Linked DNA regions of Homo sapiens: region 2 is linked to region 1. The links are chromatin contacts, found by Hi-C or POLR2A ChIA-PET in ENCODE. All regions are on one chromosome and are shown on one strand. Each heading gives the region's core, a stretch centred on a gene start or an enhancer-like site at or near the end of the contact. The rest is flanking DNA. Distances are from core to core; before and after follow the strand shown. Region 1 overlaps FCHSD2 (FCH and double SH3 domains 2). Region 2 overlaps FCHSD2 (FCH and double SH3 domains 2).

Evidence for each region. A loop is a pair of places that touch in the nucleus more often than their neighbours do. ChIA-PET counts read pairs that join two places held with the same protein, here RNA polymerase II (POLR2A). Pooled maps may share reads with other maps.
Region 2: a loop to region 1 is called in a map of B cell, with 2.9 times the contacts of the local background. The contact joins two enhancer-like sites. A Hi-C loop is called at or near these places in 2 of 168 maps with a recorded cell type or tissue (B cell and HCT116), 7 of 37 single-sample maps with no recorded cell type and 4 of 50 pooled maps. POLR2A ChIA-PET finds 5 or more read pairs at or near these places in 4 of 52 experiments (A673, GM12878, HepG2 and 1 more).

What each region holds. Positions count from the first base shown.
Region 1 is chr11:73,001,153-73,006,773 of GRCh38, reverse strand. All of the region lies in intron 4 of FCHSD2 (FCH and double SH3 domains 2), which reads left to right. Among named protein-coding and RNA genes, the nearest start is that of FCHSD2, 140 kb to the left of the region's middle. Within about 2 kb of position 3,438, at least 2 of the 41 ENCODE cell types and tissues checked have a DNase peak (open chromatin) inside an H3K27ac peak, as active enhancers do; they include B cell and GM12878, where a contact is called at or near this core.
Region 2 is chr11:73,045,398-73,050,539 of GRCh38, reverse strand. All of the region lies in intron 3 of FCHSD2 (FCH and double SH3 domains 2), which reads left to right. Among named protein-coding and RNA genes, the nearest start is that of FCHSD2, 94 kb to the left of the region's middle. Within about 2 kb of position 2,404, at least 3 of the 41 ENCODE cell types and tissues checked have a DNase peak (open chromatin) inside an H3K27ac peak, as active enhancers do; they include B cell and GM12878, where a contact is called at or near this core.

The DNA of each region.
Region 1 (5,621 bases), core at 2,189-4,688:
TACATTCTAATGAGGGAAGACAAACAGTAAACAAGTGAATAATTAAACATATATGCCAATTGGCGGTAAGAGCAGTAAGCATAGTAGGGAGAATACAGAGGGCCAAGAAGTGATTGCGCAGCAATTGCTGTAATGTGCAGAGCACAGGTGTTGGGGGACAAGGCAGAAGCAGAGAGGGCAGGTAGGAGACTGTTGCAGTAATCTAGGCATAAGGTGAGGGTGGCTCAAAGCGGGGTAGTCACAGTGGAGGAGACTGGCAGTAATTAAATTCCATGGTATTTTTTAAGTCTAGCAAACAGGATTTCTTGATGGAGCAGATATGATAGACAAATGAGGAATCAATGATGATTCCAGGGCTTTGGGTTTGAGCCAACTACTAGAAGGTTTGAGTTGCTGTCAGTGAGATGGAATAGATAGATTGCCAGAACAGATTTTAGGGAAATCAAGAATTTAGTTTTGTACATGTTAGGTGTAAAGGTGCCTACTAAATATCCAAGTTGGATATGTTGAACAGGCAGTTAGGGTTTAGGGAAGGTGTCTGGGCAGGAATTAAAAATTCAGGAATTGGGCTGAGAGTAGTGGTTCATGTATGTAATCCCAGAACTTTAGGAGGCTAAGGCAGGAGGATGGCTCAAAGCCAGGAGTTCAAGATGCAGATTAAGCAACAAAGTGAGATACTATTTTTATTTAAAAAAAAAAATAGCCACATGCAGTGGCTCATGCCTGTAGGCCCAGTTACTTGGGAGGCTGAGGCGGGAGGACCACTTGAGTCCAGGGGTTCGAGGCTGTAGTAAGCTGTGATCATGCCATGCACTCCAGCCTGAGCAACAGAACAAGACCCTGCCTCTTTAAAAAAAAAAAAAAAAAAAAAGTTTAGGAATAGTCAGGATATTGATACTCTTTAAAGCCATGAGACCGGATGGCTTTAAAACCATCTGTAGAATGAGATCATCTAAAGAGTGAATGTAGGCCTGGTGCAGTGGCTCACACCTGAAATTCTAGCACTTTGGAGGCTGAGGTAGGAGGATTGCTTGAGCCCAGGCGTTTGAGGCTACAGTCAGCTATGACTGTGCCACTGCACTACCACCTGAGTGGCAGAGCAAGACCTTATCTCAAAAAAGAAATAATAAAAATAAAATAAAAATTTAAAAACAATTTTCAACAGAGTGAATGTAGTTAGAGAAGAGAAGAAGCCTGGGGTCTGACTTGAGGGCACTCCAGTATTTATGGGACAGTGAGATGAAGCGGAACCGGCAAAGGAGACTAAAGAATGGCTGGTGAGGTGGGAGTAGACCAAGGGAGAGTGATGTCCTGGAAGCCAAGTGAAGAAAACATTTCAAGAAGGATAAACTAGGTCAGTGTTGCTGATAGGTCGAGTAATAGAATCAAGACTTGAACTATTTGGACTAGCCATAGGAAGATCTTTGATGACTTTGGCAAGCAATTTCAGAAGAGTGGTAGACACTAAAGTCTGATTTGGATAGAATTGAGAGACCCAGATGAGAGAAAGTAGAAACAGTAATTTTAGACAATTCTTTCAAGGAGTTTTTCTATAAAAGAGAGCAGACATTAGGGTGGCAGCTGGTGAGAAATGGAGGTTTGATGGAGATTTTTCAAATGGAGATATTATAGCATGTTTGCTCATAAGAATGCTCCAGTAGAGATGGAAAAACTGACATTGTAGATTTTTGAATTGATATTCTTGAGTGAGAGGTTGTGTAACATAGTGTAAATGTGAGGAGTTGGCCTTCAGAGCACAGGTAGTTCGTGCAAGTAATAGGAGGATTGGCATAATGTATGGGTGCAGAGACAAGGAGTTTGGCAAATGTGGTGGGAACATGTGGACATTGCCTTCTGATAGTGCCACTGTTGGCTGAAAGTGTGGTCGTATTAGAGGTTTGAGAAGAGAGAACTTGGGAAATAATTGTGTAGAAGGGTGGGTGAAGAATGGATTAAGGAAATGTAGTACCCTTGCTGGGTAGCACTAAGGGGTTACTAGCATTTATTTGACATCAATTTAAAATGCTACCAGGCAACGTAATTATCTTTTTCTCCAGCCACATTCTGCCATATACTTTGATGTGATGTAAACAGTTTTAGATTTAACCAAGGTAGGAGCTTGTAGGTTATAAAGGTGGAAAGAGAAAGAGGCAAGGGTAAAAAGGGCATACATAAGGGAGTGATTATAAGGATAGACCATGAAACCTAAGCTGGGTAATGAACTGAAAAGGGAGATTATGAGAGGGGCAAGAGACAATGGAAAGGGGGTAGGACCAAATGGATTGTGGGTTCTTATAGGACTGAGTAACTGTTAGAGTCAGAATTCTAAAGGGTTTGAGTAGAATCAGGAGGTGTTAGTCAGAAATCAGAAGATTGAACTTGGGATGGGAGCAAAGCAGTAGTTATTAGTAATGGCAGAATCTAGGTTATGACCATGGAGGTGCTATTTCCTGGTGAGTAGCCTTAGAAAAATTTCACAACCTTCTGAGCCTCAATTTTCTCCTCTGTAAAATGGGAATAATACCTATCTTACAGAATTACGATGAGGATTAAATGATATGATAAATGTAAAATACATAACGTAGTACTTACCATGTGATATGTAGAATGGCAAAGTACCGTATATGCTTGATATCCTTTTTTTTTTTTTTTTTTTTTTTTTTTGGAGTTGGAGTCTTACTCTCTTGCCCAGGCCGGAGTGCAGTGGCACTATCTCGGCTCACTGCAACCTCCGCCTTCCAGTTCAAGCGAGTCTCCTGCCTCAGTCTCCTGAGTAGCTGGTGGGGTTACAGGTGCCAGCCACAACGCCTGGCTAATTTTTGTATTTTCAGTAGAGACGGGATTTCACCGTGTTGGCCAGGCTGGTCACGAACTCCTGACCTCAGGCAGTCTGCCCACCTTGGCCTCCCAGAGTGCTGGGATTACAGGCTTGAGCCACCACGCTGGCTGATACTTTTCTTATCCTTCACAATTGCTTCATATGAAACCTGGTGAAATAAAATTTTTACGCCTGTAATCCCAGCACTTTGGGAGGCCGAGGCGGGCGGATCACGAGGTCAGGAGATCGAGACCATCCCGGCTAAAACGGTGAAACCCCGTCTCTACTAAAAATACAAAAAATTAGCCGGGCGTAGTGGCGGGCGCCTGTAGTCCCAGCTACTTGGGAGGCTGAGGCAGGAGAATGGCGTGAACCCGGGAGGTGGAGCTTGCAGTGAGCCGAGATCCCGCCACTGCACTCCAGCCTGGGCGACAGAGCAAGACTCCGTCTCAAAAAAAAAAAAAAAATCACTCTATGACCTATGATTATTTTTCCTTAATTGGAATGAAAAACACCACTACCATTGGGAGTACCACTATTATGTTAACAAGAAGTGCTTCTATTTGTTACAATTCTGCTGCTGTTACTATGTATTCATTTAAAAGAATCTGTGTATCATGAATTTTCATATCATTTGCATTTAATTTTTAAAATAGCCCTGTGAGGTAAGTGGTGCAGGTATTTTTGTTATTTCTCCATTTGCCAGTTGAGGAAATGAAAGTATAGTGAAGTGTGCTACTTATGATTATTTTGTTAAAACTAGAACTTGAACTTAGGTCTTCTGACTGGTGACTGAATTCTGTGCTTTTCATGGTATATCAGTGTTCAGGATATGTTTCCCTGCTATAAATCTGCTAAACTCTAAAGGTCTCTTTTTAAACTATCTTTTTAATGAAAGGATTTGTCTTTTTATTGTACAGTCTTCATAGTTAATACATTCATCCATTCATTTATTTACTCCTTCAACATATATTATTGTAACCATTCTTTATTTGCTAGGTCCTTGCAATAGCAAGACATACACCCCTGCCTTCATGGAGCTTTCACTATAGTGAGAGGGACAGATGTTAATAAACAATTACATTAAAATATTTATAATTAAAAGAAAAGTGCTGGAACCAAGAACAACTAACAAAGAATAACTTGATTGAGTTTGGGGGTTGGCTTGGTGGTGACGGTGAAAGACTTCCCAAAGGAAGTTACATTTAAACTGAGACTGGAAGGGCAAACAGCTATTAACTAGGAGAAGGGATAAAGAGAAGAGGGTGTTACACTGAGAGAAGAACATGGATGAAGGGTATCTCCCTTCCTCTCTTTCTTCCTATCACAATTTATAATGGTTCTTTTTCATTTTTTTTATTATTTTAAAATGTATTTTAAGTATAAATTAATAGTTACAAATCATAGTACTGAATTTTTCTCTCAGTACATTCTTCAAGAAAATCAATTGTTGGGACTGCTTAGGAGGGAGAGCCTGTGGTGAGTTTACATTGCAAGTTCCATTGGTTGTCATGCAGTGAGGCCATGGAGAGCATTCGTTTTGCTGCTCTTAACTTCATCAGTGCTTTTATGCTGACAGTTTTTGCTGGTGCAACACATTGAATCTTTCCAAAGGAATAGTGATACACCTCTGCCTAAATAATGACTATTTCCATCTAAACCGATTCATCTGGTATATTACATGAACAAATTTGTAAGACTCCATGGTTGAAAACCATAGTTTATCAAGTTTTTTCCTTTACTTCTAACTAAGATAGGGACCCAGGCAATTTTTCTTTTTCTTGCTTCTACACTGTCATCTGTTGACCACAGTGAGCATTCTGTATAGCATTTAGTCCCACATGTTGCTGTGGTTGAAAATCGATATGGATTTCCCACAAAAGGGAAATCTCAGGAGATGAATATTATAATCTATCAGAATTTCACTTTAAGGACTCATTTTAAAAAATAAAGCATTGCCATTGTTATAAATTATCGATTGTGTTTATAAATAGTGTAGGAGCATGCTAGAATTGACTAAGGCATTTAGCAAGTAGGAAAGAAGGTTGAAGAGGAAGTTGGCTAGAAAAAGCAAAGGATTAATAATTCTTTGACTTGACTGAGATTGCTGAGCACATTTATCAAGCAAAGGTGATGGCACTTGCTTGGAATGAATCCAAAGCACAGTGTGATGCTAAGCATTGTTGTAACAGGGAGACAGATGTAGAGCCACACTATTATAGATTTCTTTTGTCAGACAAAATAGACTTTGCAAGCACATCAACAGTTGTTCATGATATATTTTTCCAGCCGCGTCAGTTTATATAAGAGTAAAATGATGTCGTTGAAAGACAATGTACTATATATACAGGTACCCAATCTTCGTCTTGTATCTCAGTAGTGCCACCTTCTTCTTATATGACCTAAAGTGATACTCTAAAATCTCTCTGGGCCTCAGTTACCTTATTACTAAAATTAGGAAAATAACTTAATGAAGTAATAAAACTTGATATTCATAATTATGGCCCTGTGACAGCAAAAGACTTGGAGAGTCTGAAATATTCACTAATTTTTATAGTGTTAGCTTTGTAATTCTTGTAGCACTTTACTCCATTATTAAGAATAACTAATGAATCAGAACTCCCTATTGCTGAGCTATAAGAAGAATAGAGTATATGCCATGTTGCTTGTTATGTGTGCTGACATATTGCCTATAAGCCATTATAAATACATTAAAGAAGACATTCATTTATTCTGTCAGTGCTGCCCTGTGAGCAAAAGGTTAGCCAACTTTTTCTTCCTGTTCCCTGCCTAATGCTTTTCT
Region 2 (5,142 bases), core at 1,155-3,654, 45 kb before region 1:
GTTGTCCCACGAAAGGAACTATTTAAGAGCCTTATATATTCAGCAGCTATAGCTCAAATCCATTGTGATAAAGGTGACCCGTCCCATATATGTTTATAGTAATATTCTTTCTATATGGTTTATAAATGTACATATATGTCTGCATATGATATGTCTCTATATCAATCTAAATACGTCTTTTTCACTTATTTCTACATATTGTTGAATTGCTTAATGACTTTTTATGGAAACTTGGAGCTAGAAGTGGTGTGAAGGTCATATGGTCCAGCCCTCTTTTTAATATAGAGGCTGGCAAACTAGGGCTGTCTGGTCTGACACCTGTTTTTGTAAGTAAAGTTTTGTTAGACCACGGACATACCTATTTGTTTACATATTGTCTATGGCTGCTTTCTCACTACAATAGTATATTAGGGTAGTTGCCCTGGAGATCTTATGGCCTGCAGAGCCAAAAATATTTACTCTCTGGCCTTTTACAGAAAAGTTTACTGACTTCTTATATAGAGAGGCCTGGCAACTTCTACCTGAATTCATTCAGTGACAGTATTTCACTCTCTCTCAAAGCATTCAGCTTATAGTTAGTTTCTATTTATCTTGAGCAAAACTTTTTTAAGAAACCTTCCTTGTACACATGATAGACTTTTAGGAATTTGAAAACAATTTTTTTTTTATGGTCCTTTTGTGCTTTTAATAACCATAATATTGATTTCACAAAATTTTATCCTCTCCTTAAAAAGTTGGTAAGAACGTACCCTCTAAAAATGGTAGCCCTTTAAAATATGCCTTACATAGTATAAAAGAATTATCCAACTCTTCAGGTGTCTCTCTTTCCCCCTTTTTCTTTTTTTTTTTTTTTTTATTATACTCTAAGTTTTAGGGTACATGTGCACATTGTGCAGGTTAGTTACATATGTATACATGTGCCATGCTGGTGCGCTGCACCCACTAACGTGTCATCTAGCATTAGGTATATCTCCCAATGCTATCCCTCCCCCCTCCCCCGACCCCACCACAGTCCCCAGAGTGTGATAAAAACAATTTTTATACTTCTTATCTCTTTCTAGTAGTCTACATCCCATTCCCAGTCTTTCCAATCATAAAAATTTGTAGTTTATTTAGTTCACACTTGAACGTCCTATGAAACTGTTTTAAACCTTTTACCTATCTTGTTTCTTGTCATTATTCTTAAGCCATTGATACAGAAATCAGAACCAAATTTAATATTGTTGTGGGTATGAGACAGTTTCTGTCATGTTTTAATTTTTTCCTTAAAGTTTTACTATGTACTTCATATATACTGGGCACTCAACTGTGTTATTATTACTTTAAATATGTGCTAAGTGGCATTATTTTTTAAACAGTGATATCACATTAAAGGTTCTTAATGAGCTCAAACTCAAAAACCACTACGTCTTTTTACATATCTTGCTATTAAATCAGATCTTCACCATCCTACGCTGAACCCATGGCAGGACTTTTTACTCCTTTGAGATTCTATTGTATTAGGTTTATTCCACTGTGTCAGTATGTTGAGAAGTTTTAGCATCTTGATTCTGTTATTTAAATATTTACTGTTCTTCATAGCTCTTTGTCATGTGAGAATTTGATAGCAATGAGTTACTCGATCAACATCTTGCTATGTTTGTGTGGTCGTTATTGAATCCAAGTGAAATTGTTCTGGGAATTTTTCTTAGAGTTTATGGTAGATTGAATTATTGCTCAGCAAATATTCATTCCCCACCCTTTCTCTTGAGGTGAACTATACATACATCCCTGTCTTACTGATTTTAGACTTGGTCATACGGCTTGCTTGGACTAGTAGAATGGAGATGGAATTGACTGTAAAGCCATTTCTAAAATGAGGCTTTAAGAGGCATGGCAAGTTATTTCCAGCTTTTTCGTACTTCCGGCACTTACTGTAAGAAGAACTTGCCCCAGGTAACTACTTCAGATGGGGTCCCAGAATGAAAGATATGTGAAGGATACCTGAACTTGACCCTGCAACCTGAAGCAGAGATGCTCTAGCCAACCTGCAGATTCATGAGCAGAAGTTAGCATTTATTGTTTTAATCCATTTCCACTTTTTGAGTTGTTACAGAGTATTGATTCAGCAATAGCTGGTCCATACACAGCTAACCAAGCCATTCTGTTTTGCAGGAATTATCTCTGAAATGCCTAGTACCTGTAAATAACAAGCCAGTACTAGACTATCATGAACCTTGGCTTAAGGGAGATCAGAGGTAACTTTTGGGTCCCATATGTGTGTCGGTACATGGCATGAGCTGAGGGATGCCGCTGAAGAAAGGAACTACAGTTGGCTAAACAGGATATACAGAAATATCCTGCTGCTCTAGCTATGCCTCAAATGCTTTGGGTCAGATTTTTACTTTTTGCAGTTTGATATGCTAACATTGTCAAGTTTTTCTATTACTTTCTGTTCTGTTTTCTTGTTCCTCCTGTATTTTTTTTTTAACTTCCTGCCTTTTTAGAAATAACTCATGTTTTCACAGTATGTACTACTTAAAGAAACAATATAGAATAAGACCATTAGAGTTCTAATTATGGCTCCACCATTTGTTAACATAATCACTCTACATAAATTACTTAAGCCATTTCCCCCTCTGCATATTGGGATTAATAAATAACTCACAGTTGTTGCTAAGCTTAAATGAGATAACAAAGTCATTAGCTCACCATCATTTGTATATACAGTCATTAGCAAATATTTACTGAGTAAATTCTGAGGGATACAGTGCTTTGCACATTATAAAAAAGTCAATACATTTTATAGCATTTTGATAGTCCTAGACCTAGAAAGTACTTGTTGGGGTCACATTGATGCCAAATGAAAGGAAAAGAGAAGGGGGTTCTAATCCCATTTCTGAAAGAAAGAGCATAAATATTTGCCGTTAGAAATCATGGAACAGTTTTTAGATGTGTTTTATGTTATTTGATAGGTTAATACTTTATTTCAGGATTTCTTTTTGCATTATCCTTGGCAGTGGCTAGGTACTGTCAATGACCAGTATTTTTTGTTCTATCTGGGGATGTGAATCCAAAACAAAGGATAGAATTGCTTGTGCTCTGTTTTTCTCTCAGTTAATTTTTTCAAAATATAATCCCAAGTACAAATCATGCTTTTGAGTATTATAGGGGATCATATTTTTTTCTTATAACCTTGAATAAGATGCAGTAAAAACAGTGAAGCTGACCACTTTTCTTCCCTATCATTTAGGTATGTAGCTTCTACCAGATATTTTGACATCCTGTTTCATAAGAATCTTTTTCTTTAATTAAAAAAAAAATGGTAGTTTTAACAATTCAAATAATATGGGTGGTACATGAAATATTTGCCTTTTTTTTTCAAATTTACAGTCATGTTTGGTATAAATCTTTTCCTTTTATGTGTACTCATTTAATATGTAGTTTTTCCTTTATAAAAAAGTAGAATTATATTCACATTTATTCTGCATCTTGTCTTTTATATTTAATAGTATTTTTTATCATTGATAAAAATATCATTGATATTTTCCCAAAGTGAATACAGAAAGACCTCATTTTATTGACAGCATCATAGTTCGTATTGTGGATATAAATTATTTAACATCCACATATTTTGATCTACATCCTATTGATTTAAGTTGTTTAAAGCAATACTGTGACTGGGCATGGTAGCTTACGATTGTAATCTCAAGATTTTGGGAGGCAGAGGTAGGAGGATCGTTTTTGGCCAGGAGTTCAAGACCAGCCTGGGCAACATGGTGAAATCCCTGTCTTAATCAATCAATCAATAAACAAACAAATACACATACTACAATAAATGTACTTATTTATCTTGTTATACTTGTGCTTTTATTTTAGCAGTTCTGAAAATGGCTTCCTTGTAAGCGAAGTCTATCTATATTTAAAATTTTAATAGATATTAGTAGGTAAAAACATTTTTAAAAACTTGATTACTAATAAAAATTTAAAATGCTACACCAATTTATATTTCTACCAATAATTTATAGTAATGTGGTGCATCCTATCTTACCAGGAGTGGATGCTGCCAGTCATTAAATTTTTGCCATCCTGGGCCAAAAATGATATCTAATTTTGTTTCCTTTCTATGAAAATTGGTATTCAGACATATTCCAATGTTTGTAGCTATTTACAATGCATTCTTGCTGTATTGGCCATTCATATCTTTTTTATTATTAATTGTTTTCTTTTTAAAATCAGTTCATAAGGCTTTTCAAAAATTCTTACAGAGGCTGGGGATGGTGGCTTGCACCTGTAATCCCAGTGCTTTGGGAGGCCAAGGTGGGAGAATTGCTTGAGCACAGGAATTCGATTGTAGCCTGGGCAAGATGGCAAGACCCCTGTCTTTACAAAACATTAAAAAATCAGCATGGCATCATGGTGTGTGTCTTTAGTCCCAGCTACTTCAGAGGCTGAGGCCACAGTATCCCTTGAGTCCAGTAATTCGAAGTGGCAGTGAGCTATGATCCTGCCACTGCACTTCAGCCTAGGTGACAAAATGAGACCCTGTCTCTAAAAAAAAAAAAAAAAAAATTACTGAAATTATTGTAGAAATATAAGCAAGAGATGTTTTTTGCTTTCCTTCCATTTTTTTTTCTTTTATTATTATACTTTAAGTTTTAGGGTACATGTGCACATTGTGCAGGTTAGTTACATATGTATACATGTGCCATGCTGGTGGCTGCACCCACTAACTCATCATCTAGCATTAGGTATATCTCCCAATGCTATCCCTCCCCGCTCCCCCCACCCCACAACAGTCCCCAGAGTGTGATGTTCCCCTTCCTGTGTCCATGTGATCTCATTGTTCAGTTCCCACCTATGAGTGAGAATATGCGGTGTTTGGTTTTTTGTTCTTGCGATAGTTTACTGAGAATGATGATTTCCAATTTCATCCATGTCCCTACAAAGGACATGAACTCATCATTTTTTATGGCTGCATAGTATTCCATGGTGTATATGTGCCACATTTTCTTAATCCATTCTATCATTGTTGGACATCTGGGTTGGTTCCAAGTCTCTGCTATGGTGAATAGTGCCACAATAAACATACGTGTGCATGTGTCTTTATAGCAGCATGATTTATAGTCCTTTGGGTATATACCCAGTAATGGGATGGCTGGG